Linked DNA regions of Homo sapiens: region 2 is linked to region 1. Evidence: chromatin contacts called from ENCODE Hi-C or POLR2A ChIA-PET data. All regions are on one chromosome and are shown on one strand. The core of a region is the stretch at or near the end of the contact, and the rest is flanking DNA. Distances in the headings are between cores, read along the strand shown.

Evidence for each region. A loop is a pair of places that touch in the nucleus more often than their neighbours do. ChIA-PET counts read pairs that join two places held with the same protein, here RNA polymerase II (POLR2A). Pooled maps may share reads with other maps.
Region 2: a map of dorsolateral prefrontal cortex shows a loop between it and region 1 (5-fold over the local background). The contact joins the promoter of SLC44A1 here to the enhancer-like site in region 1. A Hi-C loop is called at or near these places in 18 of 168 maps with a recorded cell type or tissue (Caco-2, Calu3, IMR-90 and 13 more), 3 of 37 single-sample maps with no recorded cell type and 26 of 50 pooled maps. POLR2A ChIA-PET finds 5 or more read pairs at or near these places in 7 of 52 experiments (A549, AG04450, CD4-positive, alpha-beta T cell and 3 more).

Annotation. Positions count from the first base shown.
Region 1 is chr9:105,155,691-105,160,142 of GRCh38, reverse strand. No RefSeq gene overlaps it. Among named protein-coding and RNA genes, the nearest start is that of SLC44A1, 87 kb to the left of the region's middle. Within about 2 kb of position 2,807, at least 7 of the 41 ENCODE cell types and tissues checked have a DNase peak (open chromatin) inside an H3K27ac peak, as active enhancers do; they include dorsolateral prefrontal cortex, where a contact is called at or near this core.
Region 2 is chr9:105,241,676-105,246,056 of GRCh38, reverse strand. It overlaps SLC44A1 (solute carrier family 44 member 1), which reads right to left and starts at 1,406. Exons shown (of 16, transcript NM_080546.5): 1 at 1,153-1,406. The coding sequence starts at 1,188. It overlaps LOC112268038 (a long non-coding RNA gene), which reads left to right and starts at 464. Exons shown (of 3, transcript XR_002956866.2): 1 at 464-1,038. RefSeq lists silencers at 464-543, 884-1,023, 1,034-1,633 and enhancers at 1-859, 860-1,764.

The DNA.
Region 1 (4,452 bases), core at 1,558-4,057:
TTTAAAAATAGGGCAACAACATCACTACCTGTGCAAGTATGTTCTCACACAGCACTGGAGATGGTTCTTACTGGTTTGTTAGACTGTGTGCACCTTTCTCCACATCCATGTTCACTGATGTCAAGTTACTAGCTTGAAATTGGTTATAGCAGGAGTATTTACACCAGTGATTCTCAATGAGAAAGATTTTGCCCCCTAGGGCACATTTGACAATCTCTAGAGACATATTAATATTTTGTTGTCATAACTGGGGGGTTGCTACTGACATCTAGTGGGTAGAAGCCAGGGATGCTACTCAATATTCTTTAAAGGCCAGTGCTTCGTAAGAATTATCTGGCTCCAGGCCAGGTGCTGTGGCTCACACCTGTAATCCCAGCACTTTGGGAGGCCGAGGTGGGCGGATCACAAGGTCAGGAGATGGAGACCATCTTGGCCAACATGGTGAAACCCTGGCTCTACTAAAAATACAAAAATTAGCTGGACGTGGTGGCGTATCCCTGTAATCCTAGCTACTCGGGAGACTGAGGCAAGAGAATCACTTGAACCGGGGAGTCAGAGGCTGCAGTGAGCCGGTATCACACCACTGTACTCCAGCCTGGCAACAGAAAGAGACTCCGTCTAAAAAAGAATTATCTGGCTCCAAACACCAATGGTGTGGAGGTTAAGAACTCCTGATTTACACCATGGAAACTGGCAAACATTATAAGTTTGGACTTCCTTTTGTTTTCTTTCTTTCTCTTTTTTTTTTTTTTTTTTAAGAGTACCAGTTTATCAGCTTCTAAACCAAAAAGTGAATTCTTAGGACTTCATCACTATATCATCTGTAATTCTTATTAGAAGCCAGCTGGAGGAATGGATGTTTTTGGAAGACTGAAAGCCATGTTCTCCCTGGGTAATTCATACAGACCATGAATTGGCAAACTTTTTCTATAAAGGGCCAGAGAGTAAATATTTTAGGCTTCTCAGACCACACGGTCTCTGTTGCAACTACTTATGTCTGTCGTTATAGTGTGAAGACATCCATAGGACAATATTTAAATAAATGAGCACGGCTGTGCTCCAATAAAACTTTATTTACAAAGCAGGCTGATAGTTCACTGATCCCTGACTTAGACTATTAGTTTAGCCCCGTCTCAGACATTGCTTTCACGGAAGATTTATTCTGATGCCATGAGCCATCTGCTCAAGCTTTAAAAGCTTCCTCTCCAGCTCTTGCTGACACATTGGGCCAATATGAAAAGGTGGGCCAATATCAAAAGGTCCTACAGATGCCAGTCACTTAGATTTGTATTCTCTAATCTTGTCCATGAAGTTTCTACACAGGATCAATTTCCTTATTAAATGTCACTGCTGTTATCACCAATGTTCTTGGGAAAATGGACTGAAACTGCTGACAGAAGCACAGAGGAGACCCCAAAGAGCCTCTAAAGAATCATAGTGGGCGGGGCACAATGGCTCATGCCTGTAATCACAGCACTTTGGGAGGCAGGCTCACGCCTGTAATCACAGCACTTTGGGAGGCAGAAGCGGGCAGATCACCTGAGATCAGGAGTTCAAGACCAGCCTGGTCAACATGGCGAAACCCCATCTCTACTAAACGTACAAAAATTCGCTGGGCATGGTGGCAGATGCTTGTAATCCCAGCTACTCGGAAGGCTGAGGCAGGAGAATCACCTGAACCTGGGAGGTGGAAGTTGCAGTGAGCCGAGATCATGCCATTGCACTCTAGCTTGGGCAACCAAGAGTGAAACTCCGCCTCAAAAAAACAAAACAAGAAAGAAAAGAAAAGAAAAGAAAACAAAAGAAAAGAAAAGAAAAAAAAGAATCACGGTGAGTCTATGTTTCTTGCATAGAACCTCTGGGGTCCCAAGTGGCCATGGAGGCCACAGTTCTACTTCCGGCCCTAGCCCCGCCCCTACCCGCCTACCCACCATCGCAATGCATGATGGGCCACCACTTCACTTGGGCCACATCCACGAGACCCGAAGCTTCTTCCAGGTGGTGTGTGGCTGCCCCGAATGCGCTTTGAGAACATCCACTCCTTCCCCAATTTATATTGGGGGAATCAATAGTTTTTGTGCCTATCACCTCGTGTAATCGCAAAGATTTGTGCATAAAAGTTATGCCAGGCCGTGCACGGTGGCTCAAGCCTGTAATCCCAGCACTTTGGGAGGCCTAGGCGAGTTGGATCACCTGGGATCAGGAGTTCCAGAGCAGTCTGACCAATATGGAGAAACCCCGTCTCTACTAAAAATATAAAAATTAGCCAGGTGTGATGATGTGCACCTGTAGTCTCAGCTACTCTGGAGGCTGAGACAGGAGAATTGCTTGAACCCAGGAGGCGGAGGTTGCAGTGAGCCAAAAGCGCGCCACTGCACTCTAGCCTGGGCGACAGAACGAGACTCTGTCTCAAAAAAAAAAAAATAAAAATAAAAATAAAAAAGTTATCCCATTTCAGGGTAAGGGGATCACTGTATTTATTCCTCTTTTTAAGTCCAGTGGAAGTTAGGGATGAAATTGCCCAATGTGAGCCATGCCTTTTTAGTCTCGTAATTTGTTTCTCCCTGGAAGTCCTTAGCAACAGGCAGGAGACAGCAAAGTTCCCAGTGCACTGTGCTGAGTGGCAGAGGGTAGACCTGGCTCCATAGGAAGTCTGTCAGCCACAGACTGAACAGCTCCGTGGCTTTTGACCATATTTGCAGTGTCTCCCAGAGTTGTGAGCAGAAGCAGAGAGAGGATGCTGTGCACCAAGCGCTTGTAGGATCAGGCTTGCCCTGGCAGTCAGGCCATGGCTCTGGTGTCCAGATGATGGAGGGCAGGCCTCTCTGCTGTTGTAGCCGGGCTAAGCAAGTATGTTAATCTTCCTTTGTCACTAGGTGGCAGAATATAATTAAGATGTCAGAATTTCTTCCATAACATTGGAAGGCGTTTCTAGTTCCTTCTTAATGACCTCCTTCATTACTTTGCAGTATTTGCTAATGCCGTTTAGGACTGAGGCAATGAAATAAAATTTCCTTCTGCAAACATTTTCTATATTTATCCAGGATTCTACTTTTTTCATTTAACTGGCTTGCCTCTTAGGGAGAAGCATCCTTAACATAAAGTACATTCTCTTCTTAATGGCTACTGTTTGGACAATCCAAACTTCTTATTTTTATGTATTATTTTGTTACTCTTTGTGGGGTAGAAATAAATACTCTCCTGTCACATGTAAAATTTCAAATAGGTTTATTATAATGCATAATGTGATAATCCATTTTATAAATTAAAAATACATGAGTCCACATTGATAATAAATAGCTTTATTGATTTTCCTAACTATAAAGGCAATAGACACTCATTTAAAAAATTCTGAAAATACAGAAAAGTATAAAAAAGAAAAAATAATAACCAGTAATCCCACTATTCAAAGAGACCAAGCAGAAGGATGATAGAGTACCCCTGAATAATTGATCTTATCAAGTTGATGAAGCATAATTCTAAAAAAAACACATGGGTAAATATATGCCTCATAAAATATAATCCTGGGCTACCTGAAGGCCTGGGTCAGCACTTAACTCTTTTTTTTTTTTTTTTTTTTTTTTTTTTTTCCAGATGGAGTCTCACTCTGTTGCCCAGGCTGGAGTGCAGTGGCATGATCTTGGCCCACTGCAACCTCTGCCTCCCGGGTTCAAGCGATTCTCCTGCCTCAGCCTCCCGAGTAGCTGGGATTACAGGCATGAGCCACCACACCCAGCTAATTTTTGTATTTTTAGTAGAGACAGAGTTTCACCACGTTGGCCAGGCTGGTCTCAAACTCCTGACCTCAGGTGATCTGCCCACCTCGGCCTCCCAAAGTGCTGGGATTATAGGCGTGAGCCACTGGGCCCCGCGAAAACTATTTTTTATTAACATTTTATTATGAAAAATGTAAAGCATATACAAAAAAGTAGGAAGAACTTTATAACAAACCTGATGTATCCACACCCAGCTTCAAAAATTATCAATACATGGCGAATCTTGTTTCATCAATGCATGCTGACTTTTCTCCTCTCTAGTCTAGATGATGTTGATGATGATGATGATTACTGTTATTATTTGAGATAGGGTCTCACTCTGTCTCCCAGGCTGGAGTGCAGTGGTACGATCATGGCTTGCTGCAGCCTCGACCTCACCAGGCTCAAGCCATCCTCCCACCTCAGCCTCCTGAGTAGTGGGACTACAGGCAGATGCCACCACACTTGGCTCATTTTTAAATTTTTCCTAGAGACAGGCTCTCACAATGTTTCCCAGGTCTGGCCTCAAGCAATCCTTTCTCCTTGACCTCCCAAGGTGATGGGGTTACAGGTGTGAGCTATCGTGCCTGGGCCCTGGGCTAGATTATTTTGAAAGAAATCCCAGACATTGTTTCTCTTAACTTATACATATTTTATCTGTATTTCTAAAATAAGTTCTATAGAATCTGTGCAGTTT
Region 2 (4,381 bases), core at 157-2,656, 87 kb before region 1:
TGAAACTACGCTAATGAAACTGTGAGATTACATCCCAGGCGTTGTCAGAGCCTATTTTTCATACACCACCACAAGACAGTTTGATGCAGTATTCCTGATTGCTTTTTATAGTATTTGTAAATACACTCGCTAATCCACTAAATTAGGTAATTTACAAACAGGTCCTCTCAGTTATTAGTGGCCAGTAGTCGAGTTCTATTACATTTGATCCTCGTACAGTTGTCTAAACATTTCCACCCAGGTTAAGGGCTCGGATCCGAGAGAAGGAGGTTGGCGAAATTTGGATGGGGGCAGGGTAGAAGCTGAGAGAAATCTCTGCATCTCAGCCCTCAGCGACAACATTCAGCCAGTGCCCACAGAAAAACTAAATTCGGAACCTCTTCCTCCTGTTACACTGGCAACAAAGAGGGAGTTTCCGTAGCGCTCCCGTCACCCACCAGGTGCCCAATCTCCTTCCCAGCCCAGAGTCGGCGCTCCCGCAGGGGCCTCCGAGTGCGGGGAGGCCGCGGGGCCCGGGTCACGGCACTAAGGGGGGATGGGGTGCAAGCGAGCAAGCGAGGTCTGCGGAGCGGGCCGTGGAAGGGCTCCGGGACCCGCTGAAACCATCTGAACCCAGCCAGGGGGCAGCGGGCAAGAGAAAAGGGACAGAATATCTAATGAAGCAGAAACTGGAATTCGGTGGGAGAGGTGAAGAGCTCTTGCTGGGGGTACACCTGCGAGGAGCACAGAAAACGGGCGGCGGATGGCGGGGAGACTCCACGGAGGTGGAAGAGAGGAGCCAGGCCCGGAAGAACAGGGAAGGGGATGCCACCTGGGGCAGAGGAGGCGCCAGTGCAGCCTCTACCTGCAGGCGGGCGGGACGGGCAGCTCAGGTGTGACTGGGAGGAGGGGGCCGACTGGGGAAGGGGCCGGGAAGAGCTGAGGGCGCACTAGGCGCCGCGCAGAGGCGCCTTTGAGTCGGCAGCCGCGGAGCCAGCGCACGGGCATCGGCGGGACCCGGCGGACGGAAAGGCGGAGTGGGGGTCTTTGGACTGCACGGTGCGCTCAGGGGAGGCTGGGGACAGCGAGAGGTATCGGGCGGCGGGCGCCCGCCGCGCGACGCGGCGCACGGGAGGCATCCGGGCGGGCGGCCGGGAGGCGGGAGCCCCTCACCTGCGCGGCGGAGGAGGCGGAGCTGCAGCAGCCCATGGCGGGGCCGAAGGAGCCCGGAGGCGGCGCCGGGCGCGCAGCTACGCCCCGGAGCCCCTCGGCATGCGAGCCGGCGGGCGCCCGGGGAGGGCGCGGCCTGGCACCGCACGGCTAGGCGGCGGCGGCGGCTGCAGCGGCGGCTGGTACTCAAGAGGCGGCGCGGCTAGAGGCAGGCGCCGGCCACATCCCCCGGCGGCGGCGACGGCGGCTACGCGTCTCCTGCTCTGCTCCTGCTGCAGCAGCTGCTCCCCAGCGGAAAGGGGCGGGCGGCGGCGGCGGCGGCGCCTCCCTCTGTCCCCCCGCCTCCCGCCTCCCGCGCCCAGTCCCTCTCCCGCTCCCTCTCCCGGGCCGCCGCCTCCTCAGCGCCGCGCGCGTCTCCCATCAGACTCCCCGCCCCCAGTGCAGCGCCGTGCTGGTGGCAGGGCGGCGGCAGCCAGAACAAGGCCGGGCCCTTCCGCGCGTGTCAGAGGCTGCGCGGCGCCGGGCTTATTTAGCTGTGGCACCGAGGCAGCTCTCTGCCTCGAGGCTGGAGGGCAACGCGGTCTGAGGCAGCCAAAGACCGGGCCAACTCGCTGCCAAAAAGGGGCCGGATTGCTTCCGGATCTAGGAGGCAAGCGGGACTTCTCCCTCTCCCTACTGGACGCACAACTCAGGATCCTGATGGCTTCTTACCGCCCCGTCGGCTGTTTTTTTTCTCCAGAGGAAAGCGTACACAAGAAACCTTTCCTGGAGAAGGAATAGGTGATAAGAAGACGGGAAGAAACAAGCATCTGTTGCTACTGTCCCCATTTTGCTGATGTGGAAACTGAGGCTTGAAAGGGACCAAGAACCTAATGAAATGTTCCCAAGGTTGAAATGGTAATAAATAGCCAGAAATGAGGAAAAGGCAAAAAGTTATCCAGGCTCGCAAGTCAAAGCCATACTGGATCTAAGCTAAACTTTCTTATACAGGATAGTCTACAAAAAACAATAAGGGGACATTAATTTATTCATATTAAAAATACTTACTGAAGACACACTACGTTCCAGTGACTAGTACTGGGAATAAAGAGGCGAGCAAAAGAGACTTACCAAGTTCCTGTTGCTAAATCAGTAAGACTCAAGGAAGTAGCAACAAGTTAGAGTAGACGTGGTAACTACCTTCAAGAAATTTACAATTCCAAACGAGTCGTTAGGAAATACAGTATGAGGTGAAAACAGTTAAAAAGTGAAAGAAATAAAACTAAAGATAATGATGTTAAAAAAAACCCCACATTATCAGGCACTGTTATAGCCTTCATATGTCATTTCATCTTGTCAAAGAATGTCTCAAAAGACAGCCACAGGAAAGAAAAGAAAAACTTTATTTGCAAAGCTGCAAGGGAGTGAGACTTCCAAAAGGACTGATTCACCAAATATGAGACATCAAGTTTTAAAGATTAGTTAAAGTATAGAGGGAAGAAAAGAACACAGAATTAAATTGACTTTACATGCACTGAAAGGGAATCTAAGCCAAGGAAAGTTGGAATGGTAGCCTGTAAGGGGACAGCTACAGAAAGGGCCAGGGAAGAAGAATTCCTAATTGATGTTTTCCTATGCCATTTCCTGAGTTCGTGACTGTGGACGAGTTATCTCTCCAAATCTCATTGTCCGCTTCTGTGAAATGCTGGTAGCAGGGATGACTGCAAAGGCTTGTGGTCAAGATTAAATAACATAAGAAAGTGCTGCTAGGTCAGCAAGTACTCAACTGATTGAGATCTTGAATTCTTCTGCATTCTTTCTAGTTTCCTTTCAGGTTAATCAGAGGGTCCACCATACCACGGAGCTGGCGAATCCTACATGTGTTTCCCATAACCATTAAACCAATAAATACAAGTGAAGACATAAAACTAATGGTTCTAGTCCCAATTCTGGTTGTAAACTCCAGAATTAGATTGTAAACTCCCTGAGAACAAGGAAAAGTATTTTCTCCTTTGTATCTCCCTCAGCTCTCTCAAATGTTTGTTGAATTATTCAGTGCAGCCAAGAATAAAAAACATTCCCTTGAGATTTTCCCTCAAAGCCAGAAAAGTACATCTTGTTTTTAACTCGGGGAGGAGGCTGAAAGTAAAACTACAGTCCTAAACAAGAAGCCATCTGTCTTCCTTCTTTATAGTCAAGGAAAGGGGAGTTGTTTCTCTTTGCAGAGTCAATATGGGAGCATTTCTCTCAGATTAGAAAAATCTTTTTGGCTAGTGCTGCCGTTCCGTGTAGTAGCTAGTGCTTATTCTGTAATTGGAACTGTAGAAGGAGATAAATGCGTAACAGACTGTGGCAGTGCTTCATAAAATGTATTTTGCTTTTTTAGAGATCTCTTTCCTAGACATAGATAATGGGTGAATATAATTGAAAGCAACTACAGTCCGTTGTGCTTGACTGATCTGCACTCTGGTTTTCCCTTTAAGTGTTAATAGAACTAAGAGTTCTAAGATTCTGCAAGGTGCTTTGTAAATACACCAATTATGTATGTATGCACCATATATGCATATGAATCTGATGTTTCAAAATTATACTTCGTCATTAGCATGAGGGAAACTAACAGCTCTTGCATTGATATGCTGTACCTTCTAAGAATGAGTCTCTTTCCCATCCCCCTCATGCCCAAAAAAAGCCTCGTAAAAGGAGTGATTTAGAGAGGGGCAAATTACTATTCCTTTTCACTCTTATAAACAAGTACACACAGCATTCAATGAAATTAAACCACAGCAAACTCAGAAATCACAAAAGGGATTTTTTTTTTCTTAAGCCAGTGATCAGGGTACTTATCTACTATGGTGAGATGTTACCAGGGCAAGCCCCTTCGTAGGGGCTTAGGTTGTTTTTCTTTTTCTTTTGGGAGAAAGGAGGTTTTTAGAAACTTATGTAAAAACCATCTGCGCTAACCAGGATAAAATTATAAGGTCTATCAATCTTGGTGCTGCAGGGTAAAATCGGATCACCAGCTGAGCCAGCCAGAAATGCTTCCCAGTGGTCTGGTATTGCATAATTGGCTGTGTGAATTCCAAGGGTTCCAGCTTCAGGTGGAGGTCTTGGTGCTGGTCACTCACTGAGGGAAAACATTGAATTAATGGTCTTTCCAATGATTTTTATGAAGCCTGACTTCTTGTTCACATGATTTCAGGTTTTGGGGTAACAGAAATACAAATGCGTCTCTACATGTATATGTCTATAACTG